2 separate regions of the Homo sapiens genome follow, and region 1 is linked to region 2. Evidence: read pairs that join two places in POLR2A ChIA-PET (ENCODE). Cell type or tissue: PC-9. All regions are shown on one strand. Each heading gives the region's core, and the rest is flanking DNA. Links, peaks and the distances in the headings are about the cores only. Region 1 has its middle 6.3 kb from the start of HIPK2. Region 2 overlaps HIPK2 (homeodomain interacting protein kinase 2).

Region 1 (5,375 bases), core at 84-5,083, 150 kb after region 2:
CTTTGGGAGGCTGAGGCAGGCAGATCACCTGAGGTCAAGAGTTTGAGACCAGCCTGGCCAACATGATGAAACTCCATCTCTACTAAAAACACAAAAAAAATTAGCCAGACGTGGCGGTGGGCACCTGTAATCCCAGCTACTTGGGAGGCTGAGATAGGATAATCGCTTGAACCCAGGAGGCAGAGGTTGCAGTGAGCCGAGTTCTAGTGCCATTGCACTCTAGCCTAGGCAACAAGAGCTAAATTCCATCTCAAAAAAAAAAAAAAAAAAAAAAAGGCAGAAAGGCATCAATTGGATTTAGCAACAAGAGTTGCATTAGTGACTTTGGTGAAACTAGTTTGGAGGGAAATACAGGTTTCTTAAATTCTACCTGAATATGTGTCCTGTTTTATGGGTGGAGATAGTAGAAGGATGGGGAGGGCTAAGGAGGTACCAGAAAAGAGCACCAGAGATTGCTCCAAGCAGAGAGGGCCTTACCAGTCATGGGCCTGAGACAATGAGAGGGGTCTGGGAGCTGTCCCATTTGGCTAGAGATAGTGTGCATTGTATTTTATTTATTTAATAAGCACATTAGCAGTCAGTGTTCTAAGGAGTTTAATCAATCATTTAAAAAAATCACTTTTTTTTTTTTTTAACAGTACATGGAACTCTAGGTTGCCAAAATACCATTTAACTTCAGGGTGCATTGAAGAACAATAATAAAGGCAAGAAAACTGGAAAGGATTTAGTAACCATTTATACCAGTTACCTCTCCTTAATTTGCCTTTCTACAAAATGGTGCAAGTCATATCTTTCTCAGGAGTTGGTAGAGTGAACATGGGGGAGCTTTGACCTCATTTCAAGTTCATTTTGCTTACAGGACATGGAACAAAGGGTCTTTTTTTTTTCATGTATGCCTATAGTTGTGAAACTGCACAACATCACAATATCTTCAAGGCCACAGGATAGAGATAACCCTCTTTTTGGTGTATGCATTTAGGTGTGTATGTCTCTCTTACTCTCAGGGTATTCTTAGCATGATGTCTGTGTGGCTTGTATCTTATTCTCACTTGGTGTGTGTTGCTCTTATTTTCCTGACAGCTCTTTATTTTCCATGTGTGAGCCTGTGCCTGTGGTTTATCTCTGGAGGATGTGCCTGAGGGAGGTAGGTCACTATCTCAAGTTCTGTCTTTTGATATCACACCTCTCTTTTGGTCTCTTGCTGTATCTCTATTTTCCTCTCTTTCTGACTGTGTGTCTAATTTTCTTTTTCTCTGTATCTTTCTATCTTTTCCACACATTCTTTATTTCTTCTTCCTCTCCCTTTATTTTAATTCTGTTTCTTAACAAGTCATAATAGAGACCTATTTTTGTTTGGATTATTCTTAAGAAATTACCTTGTCTTTCTGCTTTAAACCTTTGATCGGTTTCAATGATACAGTTTGTAACAGAGTAGTATTTAATAACAAAACTCTTTAACTGAAAGCTTCAGTAACAAGACATTACACTCACAGAGAATTTAAAAGAGTAGACATTTCATTCAAATGAGGAACAATAGAGCTGTGGCTTTAAGGGCAAAGGGGAGAGCGAGGCTTGGCAGGGTGAAGGGAATCTGATTGTGGAAATGGCAGTCTTGGAGAAATTACACTGGCAAAATCAGGGGAATAGGGAAACATCATTCATTTTTCTGCTTTTGCTCCTAGAAGAAAAATGATCAGACACCTGAACAGGGGTGCAGGAAAAGCAAAGCGATGCCATAAGAGCATTGAGCAGAAAGGAAATATGGCAAAAAAAAAAAAAATGCAATCAGCCTATGAATGAAAAGAAGCTGTAATGTAGATGCACAGAAGGTAGGGCGATTTTGTTGGAGGTTGCGGGAATGGCAGATTAGGATGGATTTGCACATGAGAAGCAGTTCAGAGAAGCAACCCAACCCTGCAGAGAAATTTCTGTGATTATGGGAGGTAGGTAATAGCTTGGTTTTCCTGACCTGCAGTCCAGGCTGAACTTGGACAGACTAGGTAGAAATGGTGCAGAAAGAAGCTTGGGGTGGAGGCAGAAATAAAGGTAGACTGAGGAGAGCTCTTTTAAAAGCCTGCAGGTCCTGTTAAGCCTACCTCAGCCATGAATCAGTGGACCTGTGCATTTCTGTACAGTGTGAAGTTTCAATTGTAAGGTTTCCTCCCACTGACATGAAAGAGCTTGCTCCTATCTGGCAACCCCTGGAGGGGCTTGACTGTCACGGCAGAGGGCAGTTAGGACTGACTCTTTGCTCTGAGGTTGCCAGTGGCTTCTTAGATTGCAAATCGCATGCCCTTTCTTAGCCCCTCCCCTGCTTGATCTCTAAGCAAACATGAGTTAGTTAGACACTGTTAATCACCTCACTCTTCTTGAATCACTCCCCTCCCTTCACATCCTTCACATGCATGCTTGTTTAGTTTTTTTTGTTTTTTTTTTTTTTGTATTTTTTCCCAAAATTCCTAGTCCTTCCTCCTTTCACATGCTTGTTTAGGTTTTTGTTTTTGTTTTTGTTTTCAATACTCCTAGCCTGCCTTCCTGCCTTCCTGCCTGCCTGCCTGCCTGCCTTCCCCCTTCCCTCCCTCCCTCCCTTCTTTCTCTTTCTTTCTTTCCTTCTTTCGTTTGTTCTTTCTTTCATTCTTTCTCTCTCTCTCTCTCTTCCTTCCTTCCTTCCTTCCTTTCTTTCTTCCTTTCTTTTTTTCCTGAGAAAATCAATTCATCAAATGTTCAGCTACAGCTTACTATGTGCTAGATTCTGTAGCAGGACCTGGGAGTATAAAAGGGAATAAGCCATAGCCCTGGCTTTCAAGGAGCTCAAGTTCAAAGAAAAACCACCAAGCAAGGAGCATGATACAATATAATGAGTGCAGCAGTAAAAAGGATGCACATGGTCAAAAGATAGTACAGAGGGACAAATGGCAAGGAGTGTGTTTGGGGCAGGGGAGGTGGCACGTCTGTGCCTGGCACTGCGAGTTCTGGCAGGTGACAGCAAATAGGATAGAAAGATATGAATGTCTAGGATATGTAAGAAATTATAATATTGCTAAACATGCAAAGCAAGGCCGAGACAGTGGTCAGGAATGACGCTGGAGATTGTATGCCAAGCTGAAGAACTTATACTTTATTCTGAATGCACCAGATGTGGGGAAAAATGAATTCAATTTTGAACATGTTGAGTCTAAAGTACCTATGAGATATTCAGATAGGGATGCTCAGTTGCCAGGTGGGTGTACAGGACTGGAGCTCAGCCAAGGGTTTTTAATAGGAGATAGAGATTGTTTTGAGTCATCAGTAAGTGTATAATGCGTGGCTGATCCATAGGAGGTGAGATCACACAGGGAGAGGTTACATGGCAGCATTTCTCAAAGTGTGGTCCTTGGGCTGCCTGCATCGAAGGGGCTTTCTAAGGATGCAGACTCCTCAGGCAGAACCCCAAACCCACTGACTCAGGAATCTCTGGGGGTGGCACCTGGAAATCTGCATTTTGAATTTACTCCCTAGGGGATACATTTACACAAAGCAGTTCCATAACTACAGGTGTGGAGAGAGAGGCTAAGAGGCTAAAGGAGGGAACTAAGAAGAGAGAGACCTGATCATTTAGGGGCCGTGTCCTTCTCCCTTCACCCTGTTTCTTGATGGACTGGACCTAAGCTCTCTTCTGTTCCCTTTCTGCTTGTTCTCTTGGCAAGCTGATCTCTAGATCTCTGAGGCTGGTATTTGAATTGACATAGTCTCATTAGCTCTTGTCCCACATTTCCACCTGCTTTCCAGACACTGCTACCAAATGGAACTCATCTCCTCCCAAACCTCCTTCTGGTAAACAATAACCACCTCCTAGTCCTTCAGCTCCAGCCATTGCAGGTCAACTGCCAGGACCCATTGTTTCGTTGTTGTTGTTGTTGTTGTTTTTTGTGTGATAGCTTTTCACATTCTTCCATTCCTCTTCCTTTCTACTGCCAGTACCTGATTGAGCCTATCCCTACCTCCTCCTTGGACTGCTGCGCTATTTTTTTAACAGATGTCCCTGACTCCAGTCTCTCCCTCGTCTTTAATTCACATAACTGATTGTTGACAACATTGGCTTCCTGCGCACTGCATACCATTGCTCAGAGATGTTCGGAGTCACCATATTACTGCACAACAACCTTCATCACCTTAACCTGACACCTAAATCCCATCATGATCTGCCCAAAATCCCCTTCCCAATCTCATCTCCCACTCTTGCATCTCGTGCATCCTAAGCAATAGCTGCACAGCTTTGTCTTTGTACATGCCAGCCTCTGCCCAGAGTGTCCTGAACTCCACGTCTTCCCCATCCTTTAAGACCCAGTTCACATGCTATTTCCTTCATGAAGCCTTTCCTATTCCCCAGCCCACATCCCCAGAGGTCATTTATCCTTTATTCTCCCCAAAGCATATTTTAGGTCTGTTTCTGCTGCATTCATTTTTTCCTATCTAGTATTAGAGGGTTTTTTTTTTGTTTGTTTGTTTTTTGTTTTTTTAATGTCTCGCCTTTCCCTCTATGGGAGCAATGAAAGAGGGACTGACCATCAGGAACATTAGGTCCATCACTTTTAACTGGATGATGATAAGGGAAATGATTTCATTTCTCTGCACCTCAGTTTTCTCATCTATAGAGTGAGATAATAATGTCTGCCTCATCAGTAGAAATTATTCATGTGAAGGAAGGGGAAGATAAACTATACAAGGCAACAAAACACCGTAGTGTCAGGTATGAAGGAGACACTTAATAAATCTGTACTGAATCCATGAGAAAGGGTATACTTCTAGACAGCTTTGAACCGTTCTGGGAATATAATAATTAAGTGATAGAATGCAAGGAAGAATTTAGTTTTGGGATTACCTGTTTTTATTTTAGTGAAAAGTTTCACAGATAGACCTTTTACTTCCAACAACTTCAAGGCTTAATTTTATTTTTTAAGCCTAGGGTTCTTTTTTCTTTCTTTCTTTTTATTTTATTTTTTCATATAATCCTGAAGCTTTTCACTCTATGTGGAAGACACACGTGGTTGCCTGCTGCCTATCTCTGGTGCCTTCTTCCTCAGTTGTAGAACTCTGATTTTATTTAGGCAGTACTGTACCTGCCCAAGAAAGTAAATTATGATTGGTTTAAGTCAGTTGCAGCAAATCAGTCATGTTTCCAGTGGTGGTCATGTGGCCCAATGAGATAAAAGGTAAAACTTGGAGACTTCTGAGAAAGTGTCTCCTTTCTCATAAAGGTGTGTTCCATGGGAAGAGGTGGTCCATTTCCTTTCCCTCTTTTCAGCCATATCCTAGTAGGATGGGATGCTTTAGGTGGGATCAATTAGAGTGATGTCTTGCAAGTAAGGAAGTAAACTGGCTTTGGAACCACTGAC
Region 2 (5,375 bases), core at 275-5,274:
TTTTTTTTTGAGACAGAGTCTTGCTCTGTTGCCCAGCCTGGAGTGCAGTGGCATGATCTTGGCTCACTGCAACCTCCACCTCCTGGGTTCAAGCGATTCTCGTGCCTCAGCCTTCCAGGTAGCTGGGATTACAGGCACCTACCACCAGGTCTGGCTAATTTTTGTATTTTTAGCAGAGGCGGGTTTTCACCATGTTGGCCAGGCTGGTCTCAAGCTCCTGATCTCAAGTGATCCACCTGCCTCAGCCTCCCAAAGTGCTGGGATTACAGGCAGGAGCCACCATACCTGGCCAGAAAAGAAGGGAATATCTGAAAAGAACACTACCAAAAAAAGTATTATGGTGTCAGAACCTGCTTTTCTCTCTGCCCTCCCTGTTCTAGAGTCAGGGGTGGCCTCCTGCCTCCTCTCACGTGGATCTAGGCCTCTTCATGGGAGGAGAGTTTTGGCCTGGACTGCTGGCTCAAGGATCAAGCACATTCTCACCTCTGTCCCCCGATTCTTGTCACCTGGCCTCTTGGCTGGCCCCTGCCCTCTTGCAGCCTGACGTTTGGAAGTCTGACGCTCCAGTCTGTAGGTTTGGATGTTTGACACTCAAGTAAGTCTTAGGAAGGCCGGTCTGGCCCCAGGGGACTTCTCTGAACTTGACTATGGGCCTGCCCTTCCTATCAGGTTAGTTACGTGGTTCTCATGGCCCGGAAGGCTGTTCCTAACCCACGGAAACCTCGTTTTCCAGTTTCCATTCCCCAGTGATGAACAAGGCAGACTGCAACAACTAAAATGGCCACACAAAGGCACTTTAGTGATGTTCTTTAGCAGGAAACACCAGACATAGATTTTGACGACTGACGTGACATGAACGGGGCCTGGGAAAATTGCTTGTAGTCCACCAAGAAAATGAAATGGCAGCCATTCACGGTACCATGATACGTGCCGCAGAATGTTCCTGCTGCGACCGTAAAGAACAAATGCCCAGGCATCTGGCTAGGTGGCTGGGAGACAGTACTGTCTGCGAAGGCCTCTGATGCTGCGAAAGCCACATCAAAGCACACAGGACAACTCGAGTCGAATACAAAACGTGTGTCACAGAAAGACACAGACATAAAAATCGAGCCGACACAGCACACCACATGCTCTAGCGGCTCCCACGTTAGAAAACAAAGCAGAACACAAGAACAAAACAGAACACAAAAAACAAAACAAAAGCCCCAAACACAAACCTTTCCTAATCCCTTCGTCTCCCAGCAGCTGCTGCCCTAGTTCTCAGCTCCCCTTCAAGGCCCACTCTCTGGAGAGAGTCATCTCCCCCTGTGGTTCCCACCTCTTCACCTCACAGCATTTGCTCAGCTTCCTCTAATTGGAGTTGGACACTCTGCGTCACTGACGCGCTGCACTTGTTGAGATCAGCAGTGATCTCCACGCTGTCACATCTGTTGATCAACTTCTTAGCTCTGTGACCTGGGAGCCACATTTTTTTCACGCGGGTGATCATTCCTTCCTGCCCTGAAACACTTATTCTTGGTTTTCATGACATCGCTTGCTCCCCATATCTGTCCCGCCTCTCTGCTTGTGGCTTGCCCATTTCCTTTGTAGGCTCGCCCTCTTCTATCCAACTGCTGTGTGTTGGCCAAGTCCTAAGCCCACCGTCTTCTCTCCTTCCACCCAGCCCTAGATAATTGTTATGGGTTGAATTGTGTCCCCCTAAAAGTTATGTTGAACTCCTAATTCCTGGCACCTTGGCATGTGACTTTATTTAGGAATGGAGTTGCTGCAGATATAATTAGCTAAGATGAGGTCACACTGGAGTAGGTGGGCCCTAATCCAATGTGACTTGCATCCATATCAGAGGGAAATCTGGACATAGATACTGACACAGCAGCAAGATGGTCATGTGAAAAGGGAGGAAGAGATTGGAGTGATGCTGCCACAAGCCAAGGAACACCTGGAGCCACCCGAGGCAGGAAGAGACAAGGAAGGCTCTACCCCTGGAGCCTTCAGAGGGAGCATGGCCCTGTTGACACCTTGATTTTGGATGTCTTTTGTTTTAAGCCAGATATTTTGTGGTACCTATTTCAGCAGCCCTAGGAAACTGACAGTCATCTTACTCGCTCCATAGGTTTAAATTCCATTTGTATTCCCAGGTTTGTCTCCATCTTGGAATTCTCCTTCTGGCTCTAGATTTGCATTCTGGAAGCCTGGTATTGCCTCTGGAATGTCTCATAGTCATCTCCAATTCCACACGTCTAGAAGGGAACTATTCTCTGATCCCCCTCTCTAAACATATTCCTTCCACTGTCCTCCTCATTTTATGAAAGGGAACCACCACCCTCCAGCTGCTTAGGCAGAAATCCAGGAAAGATGTTTGATTTCTTCATCCCCACCATCTATCCACTAACATGGCCAGCTCCAAAGTCTCAAGTCAGCCCCTGATTCTCCATCCCCCCTGCCGCAGCAGTGGCGCTGGTCACCCCTGCGTCACCTGGAGCTTCCACTGCAGCCTTTCCACTTGTCTCTCCCTTCCTTGTGCCCACTTCCTCCATGGCAGCCACAGGGAACAGATGGCACCCCACCCCCTTGCCGTAAGCCTTCAGGGGCTCCCCACTGGACTTGGAATGAAATCTAGACCCCTCCATGGCCATGGGGCCTCCACGATTGGGACCCTGCCCACCTCTCCACCATCACTGCCAACCACTCTCCTAGCTTAATACGTTGCAGGCCCGTTGGTTTCCTTTCCATTTGCAAGAGTACCTGGAGCTCCTTTGGAGCCAGAGTCTTCGTGGGATGCTGTTGCTTCTGCCTTAAATGCTCTCCCTGCTGGCTGTCACATGGCTGCCTCCTTCTCATCCCTCAAATCTTAGCTCAGCTGTCACGCTACAGACAGGCCTCCCTTGACACCAGTTAGTCTTCATATAGGGTGCCATAAATGCCACTTCACAGCACTTTCTTAACCTGCTCACTGTCTGTCTTCCCTGACCAAGTCTATGAGGGCAGCGCAGGCATTCGGTAGCCACTCATTAAGCATTTGTTGATCAAATAAACCTTTATTAAATATAAGAAAGTGTTAAAATATGGATTAAGACAAAGCTCTAAGGCAGTGCAGATAAAAGAGAGTAGAAGGGCTGAATCATTATGCAGCAATCAAGGTTTGGGCATGAGGGGGCAGGATTTAGCCCAAGGAGGAGCAGAAGCTGAGGCTCAGAGAGGGGCACGAGCAACCCGGCTCACACTCACCACAGCAGGGCAGACAGCAGGAGTGCCAAGGACACCTACTTGCAGGTGGCCAACAAAAGAATTACAGCAAAAATGACAGGGAGGAGGAACAGGAGGGCTAGAAGTGGCACCTGGCTCATGCAGGGTTAGGACTTGGGACCTCAGGGATTTAGCCCAAACCTCTTATTTTATGGCCATTGTCATTACGCCCTCTAGAGCCTCCACCTTAGCTCTTATGTTGAAGACTTTATCCTGCGCAGTCCCACTGCAGCATGCGAAATCACATGCTCTTCCATCTGGGCCTCACTACAGCCACCTGCTGCTCTCTTGCCTTTGGTTTTAACCTTTTCCAATCCACTCTGGATCCCTCTCCCACCCCTAAGGGTGCAGCCTTTTCTCTGCACTCATGAGACATGTTTCAGATACAGCCTGCTCCCCTCCCTGCCCGCTTCCATTCTTCCTTATTCAAACAGACACTGCCCACTGTCTCTGTGCTGGCTCTACCAGGTGACAAGCATACAAAGATCAATGACATACTCAGACCAGATTGGTCCAATAAATACTAACTGAGCACCCACTGGCCCCACAGAACCATCTTAAAGAATTTCCTCATCGCTATTTTGGGACATCAGAAATACTTTAAACATATATATGAAGTGTCAGACAAAATCTGCACCTAAGAAAGAGGACTCATTCCTTTCCAACATTCCCAAAGCAAGCCACTAAACATTCTTGTTCTGGAGAAAGAGAGTAAATAATTGTCTTTTTTTTTTTTTTTTTTTGAGACAGAGTCTCACTCTGTTGCCCAGGCTGGAGTGCAGTGGCGCGATCTTGGCTCACTGCCAGCTCCACCTCCCGGGTTCACGCCATTCTCCTGCCTCAGCCTCCTGAGTAGTTGGGACTACAGGCGCCCACCACCATGCCCGGCTAATTTTTCGTATTTTTAGTAAAGACGCGGTTTCACCATGTTAGCTAGGATGGTCTCGATCTCCTGACCTCGTGATCCGCCCGCCTCGGCCTCCCAAAGTGCTGGATTACAGGCGTGAGCCACCACGCCCAGCCAATAATTGTCATTTTTGACACACAAATACGTTTGCATATCTGCCTCTACTATACCTCCTGGAGGGCAGGGTCTGCATCTCACTTGTCCTTGATCCTCAGCCTGGCACACAGAAGCTGCTTCGTAAACAGCTGCTCAACACCCAGCCCATAAACCCTCAGGTAAGGGAGGTAGTTCCCCATTTGGCCCCCAGGAATCTTTGGGGACTTCAGACCATTTTGCTGGGATCTGATCTTGCAGAGGCCTTGTCCCCCTGCTCTGCTAGTCTATAAGGCTCTGAGGTCCTAGAAGTTCAAAGTCAAGTCTAAAATGTTTCTTTTCATCCAGCCCACCTGAAGCATGTTGGATGGTTGCTAAAGCATGCTTAATCTTCAGGGAAGCTCATTCTGACAGTCATTCTGAGCCAGAATTTGTTTCAAGCTGTCCTCACTCACTTATTAGAATATTCAACCACCATTTACTAAGTGTTTCCTCTGTGCCAGGTACTGTGCTGGGTGCTAAAGATCAAAAAGTAAACCAGACCCTGCAGCTCTTCCAGGAGTTCACCGTCTAGCCAAGGTAGCAGCATAGCGACATCTGACATACAATGTGTGAAGTGTGTACATAGTACACAAAGATGGGGGAAATTGGAGGAGGAGAGAGAAAGCAGGATGGGCTTCCCAGGAGGAGTCTGAGCTGAGCCTTAGTAAGTGGCCAGGCAGGGGTGGCTACCACACACAGAGCAGCGCAAGTCCCCCAACCCCCATGTCACTGCTGTATCTCCAGCGCCTAGCACGCAGCCTGGGCATGTAGGTGCTCCATACACATTTGTAGAAGGAATGAGTCTATGTCAAGTGCACACCCTCAGCAGTTGCCAGTTTTCCCTGGAGCTGGCAATGCCACCTTGTCAGTACCTCCTATGTGAGAGGCAGACAGCTTGGCCTTTCTGTTTCAGAGTTTACATGGTTTTTTGGGTTGATCATCACATGTCGGTTGCTTCCACAGGGGCTGTTCCTGTTCTCGGTTCGGTTTCAGGCAGGTAGGGCTGCTGGTTCCTGAATACTGTGAGTGAGCATTTCCAGGTTCTGTCATAACTGATCTCTCATTTGCTCTTCCTCACCTTCACTGC

Evidence for each region. ChIA-PET counts read pairs that join two places held together with the same protein. Peaks named below come from ENCODE experiments on the same cell type or tissue, not always from the same donor. Only the 100,000 strongest peaks of a DNase experiment are listed, where the experiment ranks them.
Region 1: POLR2A ChIA-PET joins it to region 2 with 13 read pairs; 11 of 35 experiments call an interaction of 5 or more read pairs at or near these places.

What each region holds. Positions count from the first base shown.
Region 1 is chr7:139,781,586-139,786,960 of GRCh38, forward strand. It overlaps a transcript of TBXAS1 not described here. Among named protein-coding and RNA genes, the nearest start is that of HIPK2, 6.3 kb to the left of the region's middle. In PC-9, for the core only: no CTCF peak of the experiment used is centred there; a DNase peak (open chromatin) is centred at 2,306.
Region 2 is chr7:139,634,687-139,640,061 of GRCh38, forward strand. The region is part of intron 2 of HIPK2 (homeodomain interacting protein kinase 2); the gene reads right to left. Among named protein-coding and RNA genes, the nearest start is that of CLEC2L, 110 kb to the left of the region's middle. In PC-9, for the core only: no CTCF peak of the experiment used is centred there; no DNase peak of the experiment used is centred there.